2 separate regions of the Mus musculus genome follow, and region 2 is linked to region 1. Evidence: chromatin loops called from intact Hi-C (ENCODE). Cell type or tissue: heart. All regions are shown on one strand.

Region 1 (8,000 bases):
TTAGGGAGAAAACAAACAAACAAACAAACAAACAAAGGCCCTGACCTCATGTTGCTTCTACCCGAGGGAGGAGCTAGGCAGTGGACAAGAAGACAGGAAGATTACAATCAGTTAACGACATACAAATGACATCTTTCTCCCTTCTTCTCTCTTCTTGCCCTGAATTGGTACAACCATGCTTTCTTCTTGATTCTGCACTGCTGAACCTTCGGCCCTTTTCCTTGAGTTGTGCACATCCAAGATTAAGGCCTTCTGCTTATCCTGTCAGGGTGTTTCTTCACTTTCACCCAAGGACCCAATCCAGCTGAGTGTGTTCACCCCCACGAGGGTCTCCTGAGGCTGTGCACTTTGGAAATTGCACTTGTCACTGTTTCGATTGGGGTGAGTCTCTTAGTGCAATGAGAGAAAGGCAGGTTGGTCAGTGGAGAATATAAGACCAAGGGTTTAGCTTTGGGTTTAATAAGAATAAACTCTGATATGAAAAGAAGAGGCAGAGACTCAGTAGCCTCATATAAGAACTGGGGGTGGGGTTGGAGGGTGGCCAGAAAATGAAGAGATTCTGATAAAGATCCATCAAGAGGCTACAAAGTAAACCCACAAGCTGTTGAGTACCAGGAGCCACAGAAAGAAAGCATGGTTTCACAATGACCCCCCCCCCCCCGGAACTTCAAGAATGTTCTTATATGGTGTAAACAAAGGGACAGAGCTTCGCATGTCTCTGCCCACCTCTGACATTGTCCGATTGAGGAGAGAAAGAGAGCCCTGGCTTCGTACAGGGCTACACAGGGCAGAGAGCAAGGTGGCCACACACTCTGCCTGCCTTCTTTTCTCTGAAAGGGCTCTTTGTAACTTCTCTGAGGAGGAAACACCTCCTCCGTGGAGAAACATTTGCTTCCTATTAAACGTACTGTTACTTGGAGCCCAGCTCCTTGCCAGCCTTCCCCATAGTGGGCAGTGAGGGAAAGAGGAGGAGGCCGCACCCCAGCTGCTGTCTTGGCAGGGGAGGCTTCAGAGTGCAAAGCCTCGTGGCCTACAGGCCCCCAGCCCAGTCTCTCTCTGCCAAAATCCTCCTCCCCCTTCCCCTCTCCCTCCCCCTCCCCCCTCCCCCACCCCCTTCAATCTTTCCTCCCTGTCCCTGTATGAAAAGCTTTCAAGATGGCAAAAGGGCTAGTCAGTAGTTTGGCTCAACCTTTTGATACCAGAAAGACTAAAATGGAGTATTCTTCATTTTGTAGCCTACAGGGAGAAAGCTAAGCTGCAGCTGTAAGAAAGAAAACAAAAATAAATCAAACTACAAAAACCAGGTTTATTCTGCAAGCCACCCAATCAACTCTAATCACAAATGTGTTAGGGTCCTAAAGAAACATCTCTTGGGATACAGGGCTATACTGTGGTGACCTTTGAGGAAGCCAGGTAGAGTTCTTTCTAAGCAAATACTGATAGAATCAATCTGTCTAAGCCAGTGGTTTTCAACCTGTGATTTGCAACCCCTTTGGGGATCAAACGACCCTTCCACATGGTTGCATATCCTGCATAGCATATATTTATGTTACAATTCATAACAGCAGCAAAAAATACAATTATGAAGTAGCAACAAAGATAATTTTACAGTTGGGGGTCACTATAGTATGAGGAACTGTATTAAAGGATCATTGCATTAAGAAGGTCGAGAACCACTGATCTAAGCAAAAAGCTGGCAAAGCAACATTCAATAACAAGGAAATCTAGGTCCCTTAACTCCTGACCAAGTAATGGAACATGTAACAGGTCCTACCTGGTGAGATCTGAGAAGCTAAGACTGGCCCTGGGATGCTGGGGTGTGTGGGGGGGGAAAGGGGGAGGTAAAGATTACAAGACTTAACTCTGAATAGGAAATAGTGGAGAACTACAGTCATTAGCTATGCCTTTCCTGAAAGCCCACAGAGAGCTTTAAGATGCTTTGTGGCGTCTGTTATGGTTTAATATGAACTATTCTCTAGAGAAGATTCCACCCCTGGCTAGTGGGTGCTGTTGTGGGACGTTATGGAAACGTTGGTTGTTGGACCTTGCTGGCAGCGGGCATTTACTAGAGGCAAGCCTGGAAGGTTATTTTAAGTGTTACAGCTCTGTGGGGAAAAGCTTTTCTGGTAGAGGTGACAAGGCTCTAAAGCAAAAGCTTCTATGGAGATGTTATAGCTCTAGTGGGGTGGAGGGGGTGGGGGGTGGGCGGGCTTTCTGATGAAGGTGTCATAGCTCTAAGAGGAAGGAGAAGGTAATAGTTCTAAAGGGAAGGTTTCTCTGATGGAAACATTACAGCTCAGAGAAGGAAGGTACCCTGGCATCTTGGAGCCAAGAAATATCCACCAAGTCACACCACACAACAAACCTCACAGACGAGATTTATTGGGAAAGACACGAGGTGGCTACCTCTGCTGGGCTGTGGGCAGATAGATGCAGCAGGGAATGGGGCAGGAGTCAGGTTTATATAGGGCTTGACGGGGAGGAGTTCCCCGGGGTAGAGATTTGCAGAGTGAGAACTAGTGAGGTTTCAAGTCCTGTACTCGGAGCAAGACCAGGGATTGGTGGGATTTCACAATGAGGGGAATTAGCGCGTTTTTGTGCTCTGAGATTGGTTGGTTTTCGTGCTCATGGATTAGAGGACTTTTATGCTGAGGGATTGGTGGAGTTCTGTTAAGAATTTTCAAGAGGAAATGGGTTAAGACCTTATACCCTACAATTATATCTGGTTCTGGTTCTGGTCTGCGATGCACTTTCCATCCAGCTGTACGGTGAGTGGGTCCACCATAATTCTCTGCCATGATGGACTGAAATCATGCGCTGAAATAAGTCTTTCCTTCCTTAAGTTGCTTCTGTCAGACATTTTGTCACAGTGACTAGAAAAGTAACCAATACAGGATCTGTTCCACCAATGACATATAATATTTTAAGCTACAATGTTACAATTAATTGATCCTTGCAATTGTCATGTAAATTGGTCAAGAGATAAGCAGTTCTGTCTACAGATGAGAGACCCCTGTCATGAAACACTGAGTGACTTACCCAAAGTTCAGGTCACGTATTTGTTTTGTTCTTATTTTACACACTGCATCCTTGTATGCCATCTGGAAGACTCCAGAGCCCATGGGTGAGTGCTTTCGTTTTATTTTCTGGTTTGTTCTTGACAACTAAATTCAGTTGTGATAATATCCATTTTTTTCCTAAAGTTATGGTACAGAAATAAATTGCTTGTGTTGGTAATGAAATTTTACTTTTACTCTTGATAATGAGAACTTGTACCCACTTCTCAACCTTCCCAATGTTGTGACCCTCTTCTATAGCTCCTCAGATTGTGGTGACACTCAACCAAAAAAAATTTTTTGTTGGTATTTCATAACTGTAATTTTGTTACTGTTATAAATCATAATGTACATTTTTTGGAGATAAAGGTTTGCCAAGGAGATTGCAACCCACAGATTGAGAGCCGCTGATCATACTATGGTTTCTCCTAGCATCTCAAATAAACTATGCATAACTCACATAAATGTCCAGCTCAATTATGTGCTTAATTTTAACCTCTCATTGGAATAAAAATATTTACTTTTATACCATTTGTGTGTGTGTGTGTGTGTGTGTTTTGTTCTGATGGTTTTTTTAATGGCTAAAAAAGAAGAGATTGGTATATACAGGGAAATGTTTGTATCTTTTGACAATCAGCAGTGCCATCTACTGTCAAGTACTAAAATTAGGAAGTAGCAACTTGTCATTGAATATCTGGGTTTAGGAAGGGAAAAGCAATTTCATGATCTGGGACTTATTAATAAATATAGATTCTTAGTCATGGTTTTATTTTGTATTATATCCTTAAGCAACCTGTATAGTCATATAGTCATATAGTCATTCGTAATTATGTAATGTTGCAGACCTCCACCTTTGGAAGCAGTATTAATTAAAATAAAAATAAACTCAGGGAACAGCTCAATAGCTACACATTTTCTCTTAGGCACAGCCTTCACATCTGTAAGACTTGAACAATTATACTTAGGAAGTGGTTTTGCTAACTAAACAATGGGTAAAATTTACTTCCAAAGCAAGCATAACAAAAACTTCTAGAGTAATATGGTGTCTGCTTGGGAGGATGGTAGATGCCAGACTATGCCAGGAGCCTTCTTCTCAGCCATCTGAGAGATGGATAGTCTCTAAGATGGCAGGTGCCAATGCCAGGATGATGTAGCTAAGCTAAGGCTGGGAGTAGGTCCAGTTATTCACCTGGTTCCACAGTTATTCTCATCTCATACGTTACATCACAAAACAGGACTCAGAATACCCACCTCATAAATCCCAGGGCATGCTCACCTCAGGTCCTCCAACGAAGACTTGCTTTTTACATGTTAGTATGAATTCTGACCTTTGTACTTGGATAAGTGAACCATATTGCAGATTTGGTCTAAGTTTGCTTACTTGTGTTATTAAAAGAATAAGTCCGGGAATCCTCTAAAATAGTTCATCAAGGCAGAGAAGAGAGGCAGGGGCCAGAGGCAGCTGGTGACATTGCATCTTCAGCCAGGAAACACAGACAGCTGGACATTGGTCCTCATGTCCTGTTCTCCGTCATATTCATTCAGAGCCAGGCCCATGGGAGGATGGTGCCCTCAGTTAGAGCCGGTCTTCCCACTTCAATTAACCTAGTCCAGAAGCTCCCTCGTAGGCACAGGCAGACTTTTAGTATCATGTGATTCTAAGTCCCATCAAATGGACAATGGAGATTTGTGATCACAGGGTAGACAGGTGTGAGACTTTCTTCATCATAAAGGGTCATGGCTGACACTTCTGTACCAACAGCAAACAGGCTTAAAGAAAGGAAGCACCAAATGTCTATTTAATAAAATATGGGGGGTGGAAGCTTTGATAATGAAACTCAAGGACTCAGGAAAAAATGTTTTTTCTTCCTCCTCCTCTTCCTCTTTCCCCACTTCCTCTTTCTCCTCCTACTCCTCCTGCTCCCCTCCCCCTCCTTTTCCTTCCCCCTCTTCTTCTCTGCTCCTCTTCCTTCTCCTCCTCCTTTTCTTCTTCTTCTTTGCTTCCTCCAGGTATTGGAGTCAGTTGTGTGTAAATCTGATTGGAGAACAGAATATAATCTGACACCAGTAGACTGATATCAAGTAGGCAGCCAGCAAAAAAGGTCTGTCCTGATCCTTCTTGGCCTAGCATGAAGCACCCTTTCCTCTTGGGTAATCAGAGTCTGCAAGGAAGAGGAGAAAGAAAATTACCTTTCCAGATGTTATGACTTGCTTTAGAGGACAACAACCCCAATTCCTGTGACTTGATTTAGGCGAGAGGATTTGGAGACAGTAGAGCAGGAGAGAGTCATAGAGACTGTCCCTCTAAGTCTAAGGCCTCCTAGTGTCCTTCAGTAGTTTATAATCCTCATCATGCCAAAACACCATAACGAGAGGCACTGCTTTCTCAGCCCTAACACTCCTACGTGCCAGGTAGAAAGTGTTCTAGGTATGAATGGTAAAACAAAGAAAAAGAGAGAAAAGCCCACCACTGTGGCTTTTGGAGTCAGTGAGGGTACCCAAGTGGTAGCAAGGAATCTACCAAATAAGCTAATAAGAACTGCCATAGAAAAACAGCAAAGCTTAGATACCAAGAAGGACAGGCTCAGAATAATCTCTGTGGACCAATGAGCAAGGAGCTGATGACATGAGGGGGGCATGTTCTGGCAAGAATTCTCTCAGAAAGAGGGAGAAAGCATCAGGGTGCCCCATCACAGAGGTACATTTGGCTCAACAAACACCAAGAGGCAGTCCTTTCATTGTGAGTTGTCATATCTGAGAGTTTGTTTGTTTGTTTCCTTTAGGGTGCTCCATGATCCTACAACTTAAGGTACATGTAAGTGCTGGCCATGTCTGTGCATATAGACATACAGACATGATAGACAAACAGTCTGGTTTTACAGTGTGCCTCAGAACATGTAAAGAAAAGTAGCCAAAATAAAGTTGTCTGTGGCAAGGCCATTTCTATATTTATGACAATATGATTTATATTGTTTGAAAATATAACTGGATTTCCAGGCTGAACTGCAGGACCCTACTTAATATCTAAAGAGATGGACTGTGGGCATTTGTAACAGAATACACTGACAAACCAGTATATAGCATGAAGTTCTAAATTCCATTTTTGCTCAGACATTCTATTGCTCTAGGATATATTAAAGAGCAAAGGGAAAATACATTACCTGTATTAGGAGTTGAATGAGCCTTTGTGGGTTGACCTGGAGACCCAACACATACTTATAATATTCTCTCTGTAGGGAAAAAAATGAGTTCTGGGTTTGAAATGCTACACTTACAGACCATTTAGAAACCAAAGACTTCCTGTGGTGTCTCTGGTGGGAAAGGGCAGAGAGGGATTAAAGAGCAAAGTCCAGACCCTCTGAAGCTAGAGTATTAGTCGGGAAAGACTGATCATGACAGACAACCGAGACAGAGAGTCTTGGGAGAGCATTGCAACCTGAGCAGCCACTGCTATCCAAACATGTAGCAGGCAAAGCCCAGTTTGTGGAGTGCACTGTGGAACTTCTGTGGAAGTCAGCTGACAAAGATCTGTGAAGAAAGAGCCCCTCAAGTCCCAGGGTACTTTTCTCTTTCTAGGGTATATGCTCTTCTTCCTAGGTGGCCTGAAATGTGTCTGTCTCTAGGATTAATATTGTTGATAGCAGGAATGTAAAGTATGAAAAATCACATTTGAATAACAACATTGGTGACTCAAAATATGATTTGGTATCAAAGCACAAAGCTTGAAAACCAGGCATTGTTCATAGAGAAAACTGGTTGATTTTTTTTTCTTTTTTTTTTTTTTTCTGAGACAGGGTTTTTTCTCTGTGTAGCCCTGGCTGTCCTGGAACTCACTCTGTAGACCAGACTGGCCTTGAACTCAGAAATCCACCTGCCTCTGCCTCCCAAGTGCTGGGATTAAAGGCATGAGCCACCACCACTGCCCACCCTGGCTGAATTCTTTGATCTCCTTCTTTAACATCTGAAAAATTCAGACCTTACCAATAAATGCCTCTCTGGGAAGTAAGAAATGTGAGAGAAAAGATTTTCTCTTTAGCCAAAGGAAGTATCGGAAGAAGATAAAGAGGTGGAAATCCTTAGACAGGAAGCGTCCTTCTTCTCCACTCAACCCAGGCATGCATTGTGTAGGTATGTATGTGCGTATGTGCATGTGCATCTGTGTGTGTGTGTGTGTGTGTGTGTGTGTGTGTGTGTGTGTGTTTGTCTGTGTCTGTGACTTTGTGTGTATGTTCTCTCTCTCTCTCTCTCTCTCTCTCTCTCTCTCTCTCTCTCTCTCTCTCTCTCTGTGTGTGTGTGTGTGTGTGTGTTTCTGTGTATCTGTGACTTTGTGTGTGTGTTTCACTATGTGTGTCTGTGTGTTTTTGTCTGTGTCTGTGTCTTTCTGTGTGTGTGTGTGTGTGTGTTTCTGTGTCTGTGTGTTTGTCTGTGTCTGTGTCTTTGTGTGTATGATTGGGTCTATGGCAGGGGGCAGGGGTCCTGTGTCAATAGCCATTGCTCATGTTAACACCAATGGCCATGTGGATGTCAGGCTATTCTTCATCACCCTCATGTCTCCAGTCCTACCTCTCTTCATAAAACACAAACTGTGAGTTCTGCACTGAGCGGACCTGCCCTGTGATGTCAGGGGGCCCCAAATATGAGTACCGGTGGCAGGATGACCTCGGTGCATGAACCTGCTTAAGGTATGGTCCAGATCTGCAAGAAGATCCTGTGCCGCCTCTTTTGGGTCTTTGTCCATGTCTACATTCATCACTTTGACCGCCTCATTGTGATGGGCGCAGAGGCTCACGTCAACACCTGCTACAAACACTTCTATTACTTTATCACGGAGATGAACCTCATAGACCACAAGGAGCTGGAGCCCTTGAAAGAGATGACAACCAGGATGTGTCACTAACAACCATCAAAATAACCATGCTGTGCTCTCTCCTGCCTTTGGAAGTT
Region 2 (8,000 bases), 190 kb before region 1:
GAAAGGCTCTCTGGTGTCAGAGTACTCAGATTAGAGTGAGGACAAGGAGCTAATTGGGAGCTAAGAAAGGATTGTAGGCAGTGTGGCCTTAGAAGAGAGGAGATCAGCACTGTGGAAAACAAGATGATTCTTGGGGAATTTGGCCTTTAGTCACTTTGGCCAGAGTAAGTTCTAGTTTAGAGAGAAAAGTTTATGCAGCTTAACTCTAACAAGGTGTGGTCAGTGAGATGACAAATTAGCTACCTCACCATGAGGGGACAAAATACAATCCATAAATCAAATCATATATTTATATATCTAATATCTAATATACAATACACAATGTACAATGCACAATCTATACTCTATACTCTATATTAATGTATAATGTATAATATATAACATAGTATGTAATATGTAATATGCAATATAATACATAATACATAATATAAAATACATAATATAAAATATATAATATATAAAATGTATAATGTACAATGTGCCATATGACATATGTCATTAGTCATACTTTGTACATCATCATATCTTCATATATCATATGTCTCATATATTATCACATCATACATCATATATGATACCAATCACATATCATATATTTACTATATATTATGAATTTACTGTATATTATATATCTATTATATATAGTAGAGATAGGTGAGCAAGTAGCTTGGGTAACTGAGCAATGTTCACACATAATGCAGAGCAGGAAAAGTGAACCCGAAGAGAAGAAACAGATTTCTTCCAAGCATCTTTGCTTTAGTCTTTGTCCTTCTACCTGGTCTATGATAGAGGACATTTTGATTAGAATAGAATTGGGTCTAAAGTAAAGGAAAAATAGAGTAGCAATTAAAGGATGTCACAATGTAAGTGACTCCTTTCTTAACTGGTTGACTTGCATGGTGTTTCAGTTACCTTCCATTGCTGTGATAGGACACCATGACCAAGACAGCCTAGAAAGAAAGAATTTACTGGGCGCTTCCTATAGTTCCAGAGGATTAAAGTCTGTGACTATCACAGCAGGGAGCACCGCAGCAGGTAGGCATAGCACTGAAGCTGTAGCTGAGAGCTTACATCCTGATTCACAACTAAGCAGGAATAACAGCATGGATTCTGAAACCTCCCACTCCATAGTGGCATACCTCCTTCAGCAAGGCCATACCTCCTCCAACAATACCACAATGACTAATCCTTCCTAAACAATCCGCCAAACTGGCGACCAAGATTTAAAATATATGAGTGTCTTAGTTTTGGTTTTACTGCTGGGAACAGACACATGACCAAGACAACTCTTACAAGGACGACATATAATTGGGACTGCCTTACAGGTTCAGAGGTTCAGGCTATTTTCATCATAGCAGGAAGCATAGCAGCATCCGGGCAGGCACAGTGCTGGAGAATTTGAGAGTTCTACATCCCCAAGGAAGCTAAGAGCAGACTGTCTTCAAACAGCTAGGAGGAGAGTCTCAAAGCCCACCCCCACAGAGACACACTTCCTCTAGCAAGGCCACACCTTCTAATAGTGCCACTCCCCAGTCCAAGCATATTCAAATGACCATAACAATCCTATGAGAGCCATTCTCATTCAAACCACCACACAAGGGAGAAAATCTGGACAATGGTTGATGTCTTAGTTAGGGTTTCTACTGCTGCAATGAAATAGCACAACCATAAAAGCAAGCTGTGGAGGAAAGGGTTTATTTGGCTTACACTTACACATTGCTGTTCATCACCAAGAAACATCAGGACAGGAGCTCAAGAAGGCAGGAACCTAGAGCTAGAAGCTGAGGTAGAGGCCATGAAATGCTGCTTATTGGCCTGCTCCCTCTGACTTGCTCTGTCTGCTTTCTTAGAGAACTTAGGACCACCAGCCCAGGGGTGGCACCATCTACAGTGGCCTGGGCCCTCCCCTATTGATCACTTACAACTAGATCTCATGGAGGCATTTTCTCAACTGAATTGCTTTCCTTTCGGATGACTCTAGTTTGTGTCAAGTTGACACAAAACCAGCCAGCACATCTGGAAACAGAAGAGGAGAGATGGTCAGTGGTATCTGACCAAGAAGGAGATGGTATCTCTAAGAGAAGAATCCTAAGTGAGGGGCCAGAAACCTAAGGTAGAGCTGATAGAGGCCAACTGGTACTGGATAACTTAACCAGATAACAATTGGAATAAACTTCCATGGATGAAGGCTCCACTGGGGTTGCAAACAAACAAAAAAATATATCAAAGAATTGAGGGTTCTTTTCTATCTGACATTCTACAAAGATCTTTGAAAGGAAGGTTTCTCAGTTCCACATAATCTGATCTGAGTGTTGCCTGGGCTTTCTCAGAGATGGTAAATAGCTGCTGAAGATGGATTGGAGGAAGGAGGAGGTACCCAGAGAAGGAAAGAGCCAAGAAAGTATCCCTCACAGAAGTTAGTGGGAAGCCACGCCAGGCAGGCCGCCTCAAAGATTGCTAGGTGAGGTGGGGGAAGTACTCATAGGGAGTTGTCAGAGTTTTGGGAGACTTAGAATCATCGTTTCTGTGCTTCTTCGCTGGTACTGTTTATTGAACTACTTCCTATTAACTAAGCTTCTATTGAAATAGTCTTGTGATGAGAGTATTGGCAGGAGAAGAAACATAGTTGGTCTTTTCTTTTCTTCTCTTTCTTTCTTTTCAAAGTTTCTGATATTGCTAGAAAAGTTGAGGCCACTGAGAGAATACTCCATCTAAAGCAATAACACGCTGGGAAATTAATGATGTAGAGAATGCACAGGAGGGTTTTCTGTTACACTGACATGAGGAACATTTTAGCAATGGAGATGGCCTCAAAGCCTTCATTTTTGATAGTGTTGCTGACAAAGTGAGAGTTAGCAGTCAATGGGGAGGTTGGAGAGATGGCTCAGTAAGCTAAGAGCACTTACTGCTCTTGCAGAGAATCCAGTCCTGTTCCAGCACCCACGTGGTGTCTCACAATCACACATAACTCCAGTTCCAGGGGATCTGATAGCCTTTTCTGACCTCCTTGGGTGCCAGGCACACATGGGGCATACTTACACCACACACACACACACACACACACACACACACACACACACACACACACACACACACATTTAAAAATTAGGAAATAAAGAAAATAGAAGCAGGGTCAGAAACAATGTTTTTGACACAAAATCAGTCATATCATATAGTTATTGTGAAGAGAAGACTGGGGATTTGATTTTAACAGTATTGTGTATTTGCTGTTCTTTATTTTTCATTATACCCTATAGTTTTTTAATCCCATTTTGTGTGTGTGCATGTGTGTGTATTTTCACATTTGAAGGACAGAGATCAACAGGAGTATTTTTTAAAATTATGCTCCATTTTTACATTATAATAATAGTAATAATAATTAACAGTTTATTATTATTATTATTATTATTATTATTATTATTATTATATGCCACAGTATATATATGTGGATATAGAGAACAACTCTGTGGAGTCTCAAGTTCTACCTTTATGTGGATCCTGGGGATTAAACTCTGGGCTAGCGTGGCAAGTACCTTTACCTGCCTAACCATTTTGCTGTCCCTTGACTATATTATTATACTTTACTTTTTTACGGTTTCGAACAGAACCCAGGGGTCGCTGAGTTGATTAGGCTGCATGGCCAGAAAGTCCCAGGGACCCTGTGTCTGCCGCCCCAGCACCAGTGAAGTGTGGCTGAAGAATCAGCTGTGATTAACAAGAGACCAGCGCCAGTGGAGTAAAACTTGAACTTGAGATATTGATGCTGGTTAGCTGGAGTTAAAAACAAAAGCAAAAGCAAAAACACATGCATGATTAATAAGAGATTAGCATCAGTGAGAGGAAGTCCTCTCGGAAGCTGTGGTACAAAGGAAGCCGAGGCTGCATCTCAAGCTAGCAGCCGAACTTGGTAATGTGTAAGAGTCTTTTATGTAGTACGGTTTTGGTGGCATAAAATCCCCAGGACTAAAGGTGTCATGGAGAGAACCATAAAGCTGGGATGGAGTCCCTCCAGGGAAGCCAGAGGTCACTAGTGAGGTCATTAGGCCTCAGTTTCAGAGACCTAGCTGGGAGGTGTGGAGTGCATCCAGAGCCCACGAGCTGAGCTGCTTGTACTATAAATATCAGAACAGGAGAGGTGAGCAAGACTCCCAAGCTTTATAGACCCAGAAGACCATGAGTTCACTACCAGACATCAGATACGGAACTTTTTACACTGTTGAAGTTTGGTTTTGTTGTGATTTTAAATGTGCCCTGATTCTTCACTCTTGGAATTAGAAAGTCTTATTTTGGGTCCCGTTGTAGCTCACAGTTAAGAGACCTTGGATTTTTTAAAAAGAAACACTGAATATTAATGTGTTGAAAATTTAGAAGACATTTAAAAGCTGGTCTGTGTTCTATATTATGATGTTAACATGAGACTTGGGGATAAATAAGGATAAACAATGGAAGGATACGGTTGGTGGTGTGTTTGTGTGTTTTATTGATAAGGAATCAGTTGTGTTGGTTAGGGCTGTTTTGTTTGTTTCACTTTGGTTTGGTTTTCTCAATTTAACACAAGCTAGAATTTTTCTGGGAAAAAGAAACCTCCACTGAGAAAAATTTCTTCATCAAATTAGCCTATGTCTTTTAGAATTTTACTTATTAATGACTAACACTTTAGGGCTCAGCCCACTATGGGCAGTGCCACCCTGGATGGGTGATCCTGGGTTGTAAATGCAAGATGAACAAGCCATAAAAAGCAAGCCAATAAGTCGCACTCCTCCATGACCTCTGCTCCAGTCTGGCCTTCAGGTTCCTCTGCTTTCCTCAGAGGTTCCATCAGCTGTAAGATGAAAAATCACTCTTTCCTTTCCAATTGTCTGTGGTCAGAATATTTTATTACGGCAATAGAAAACAAACTACAATTATGTCTCAGGAGATTTCAAACAAACAAACAAACAATCCCTCCATGAAAAGAGGGAAGAAATACTTGATTTGGAGATTGCCAGCCACATCAGGTCCTAAAGGCTAATTTCTATTTGATAGACAAGCTCTGTGCAGGCTACCCACATCTTTGTTAGCACAAATGCTACAGGTCCAGCCCAGTAGTCTTCCGTTTTCCCAGCAGAGTTTTTAATTTTCTTTCCCTCCACCCCCAGTGACATTTTAAAACTGAAATTCTATTTTATTTCTTTTTCAACTACCGAGCCTTCATATTAAAAATAACTTTCACCTTCTGCAGCTGGTCCAGATTAAATTCACCCAGTTCTAACCATTTATTCCAAGTTCTTCAGATACTTGCGAAATCACTTCATCTTTTAGTAATTTACATTTGCTGAAAGGTTTAAGAAAAACCATGTTTTGCCAATCTCTGTATATGATTGTATATGTATATGATGTATGTGTATAGTCAATTCAGATAGTGACTGGCTTGTGAATTCCATTAGGGCCTTGGTTCTCTCTGTTGTGGATCTTCTCACATCACCTGGGTTGGTTCTGTCTCACTTTGCCTGTATCAGTTATTTTTTCATGGACCAAATTCTATAGTTCATTTGAGCAGGTGATTTGAGTGAACATGAAATCGAGGCTTCTCAAGAAGTTAAAGCATATCTAAATATCAGAGAGGTCAAGAATGCTAGATAAGTAGGATATAAATATTTAGTAGATATTCTACCGCTGAGTAGGAGAGAGTAAACAAGTGCCTGTATACATGCGGACCAGTAGGGCTCACCTGATCCATTTCCAGTGCAAGTTATTTCAGGATATTAAATATTTATTAAGCACCTAATACGCTCACGTTGCTGTGCTCGATCTATGGCAGGAAAGGCAAAGTATTCAGCTGATGACCTCAGAGGAAACAGACAAAGGGGAAAGTACACACTCTACTCACGGAGTCAATGCAAGCAAATAACAAAAGAGGACATTGGGATGCCAAGGAGGGACACTGCGCTTGGTGTGAGAGTGCAGGAAAAGATTCCTGGAAGATTAACACCAGCAAAAAGCTTATCATTTAGGAGGCTAGCAAGGGAAGAATGGATAGCACTGGGAAGGGCCAGAGCGACTGAGCCAAAGGCACAGGAGGAGTAGGCTAGTAAGAGAAATACCACGAAGGGCCTGTCTGTTGTTTGGTATTGTTAAAGTGAGAGGCAGCAGTGTGTGGGAGGTTAAGAATGGAGAAGTAGGTGGAGATAGACTATGGAGGGTTGGTTTTTTCTGACAGGAAGCCCGGCCAGGTTGGAGACAGTCCCTGAACCACAACAGGCAGAAGGTTAACAGGCTCAACTTTGATTTTCATGTGTTTTGCAAATTGTATCTTGGGTGTTCTATGTTTCTGGGCTAATATCCACTTATCAGTGAGTGCATATCTAATGACTTCTTCTGTGATTGGGCTACCTCACTAAGGATGATATCCTCCAGGTACCTCCATTTGTCCAAGAATTTCATAAATTCATTGTTTTTAATAGCTGAGTAGTACACCATTGTGTAAATGTACCACATTTTCTGTATCCATTCCTCTGTTGAGGGGCATCTGGGTTCTTTCCAGCTTCTGGCTATTATAAATAAGGCTGCTATGAACATAGTGGAGCAGGTGTTCTTATTGCCAGTTGGAACTTCTTCTGAGTATATGCCCAGGAGAGGTATTGCTGGATCTTCCAGTAGTATTATGTCCAGTTTTCTGAGGAACCTCCAGACTGAGTTCTAGAGTGGTTGTAAAAGCTTGTAATCACACCAGCAGTGGAGGAGTGTTCCTCTTTCTCCACATCCTCGCCAGCATCTGCTGTGGATACATCATTCCTCCTTAGAATAGGGAACAAAATACCCATGTAAGGAGTTACAGAGACAAAGTTTGGAGCTAAGACGGAAGGATGGACTATCTAGAGACTACCCCACTCGGGGATCCATCCCATAATCAGCCACCAAACCCAGACACTATTGCACAATGCCAGAAAGATTTTGCTGAAGGGACCCTGTTATAGCTGTCTTGTATGAGGCTATGGCAGTGCCTGGCAAATACAGAAGTGAATGCTCACAGTCATCTATAAGATGGAACACAGGACCCCCAATGGAGGAGCTAGAGAAAGTACCCAAGGAGCTGAAGGGGTCTGCAACTCTATAGGTGGAACAACAATATGAACTAACCAGTACCCCCAGAGCTCATGTCTCTAGCTGCATATATAGCAGAAGATGGCTTAGTCGGCCATCATTGGGAAGAGAGGCCCCTTGGTATTGCAAACTTTATATGCCCCAGTACAGGGGAATGCCAGGGCCAAGAAGTGGGAGTGGGTGTGTCAGGGAGCAGGGTGGAGGGAGGGTATAGGGAACTTTTGGAATAGCATTTGAAATGTATATAAAGAAAATATCTAATAAAAACAAACAAACAAAAAAAAAGGCTCAACTTTGTGTTAGAGTGGTCTCTGCAGCAGCCATGTGACAGGCAGATTTCCTGAATGAATTAGAAGAAAGGAAAGGGGGAGATAAAATAGGCAGGAGATGATGGGATCTGGGTTGTAATGACAGAATCGTGGAGGAAGAACGGATTAGAGGGCAAGTTAGCAGAAAACGATGGAGGATGAGATCTAGGGAGATGGTAGAATGTGGAAATGAAAAGAGAAGGAGGTGAGGCTGAGTACCAGGTTTCTGGTTTGAGGGACTGGGTGACTGTATGTGTCATGGTGACAGAGGAAGAGACAGAATGACAGAGGAGAGAGGACAAGTTTAGTTTTATTCTTGCTGAGATTCAGATGCTCATGGGGCCATTCAAGTGAATATAGACCCACTTTTAAACCGAGAAGCTATCTGGGAAAGCCATGCTCTTGGGGGAGAGAGGCAGGTTGCAGTTAGGTGTGAGATGGAGTGTCTGGGAAAAGGCAGAGGTGTAGGGTGGGTAGGTAATTATGGAGATGAAGTGCCAGATGGTTGAGAGGAGAGGAGAGAAGAGGTAGAAGAATGGCTGTACAGAGGCAGGAGGGGGTTGAGATAAGAGCATGGGAGGGTCAGGGAACCAGCATCAGCATCCTGTC

What was found. A loop is a pair of places that touch in the nucleus more often than their neighbours do. Peaks named below come from ENCODE experiments on the same cell type or tissue, not always from the same donor. Only the 100,000 strongest peaks of a DNase experiment are listed, where the experiment ranks them.
Region 2: it touches region 1 in a loop (2.3-fold over the local background); 3 of 42 quality-filtered maps call a loop at or near these places.

What each region holds. Positions count from the first base shown.
Region 1 is chr17:79,564,914-79,572,913 of GRCm38, forward strand. It overlaps the pseudogene Gm7283. Among named protein-coding and RNA genes, the nearest start is that of Rmdn2, 46 kb to the right of the region's middle. In heart, a CTCF peak has its summit at 3,713 (motif pointing left); no DNase peak of the experiment used is centred here; H3K27ac peaks cover 1,001 bases; H3K27me3 peaks cover 534 bases.
Region 2 is chr17:79,375,519-79,383,518 of GRCm38, forward strand. No RefSeq gene overlaps it. Among named protein-coding and RNA genes, the nearest start is that of Cdc42ep3, 24 kb to the left of the region's middle. In heart, no CTCF peak of the experiment used is centred here; a DNase peak (open chromatin) is centred at 3,953; H3K27ac peaks cover 283 bases.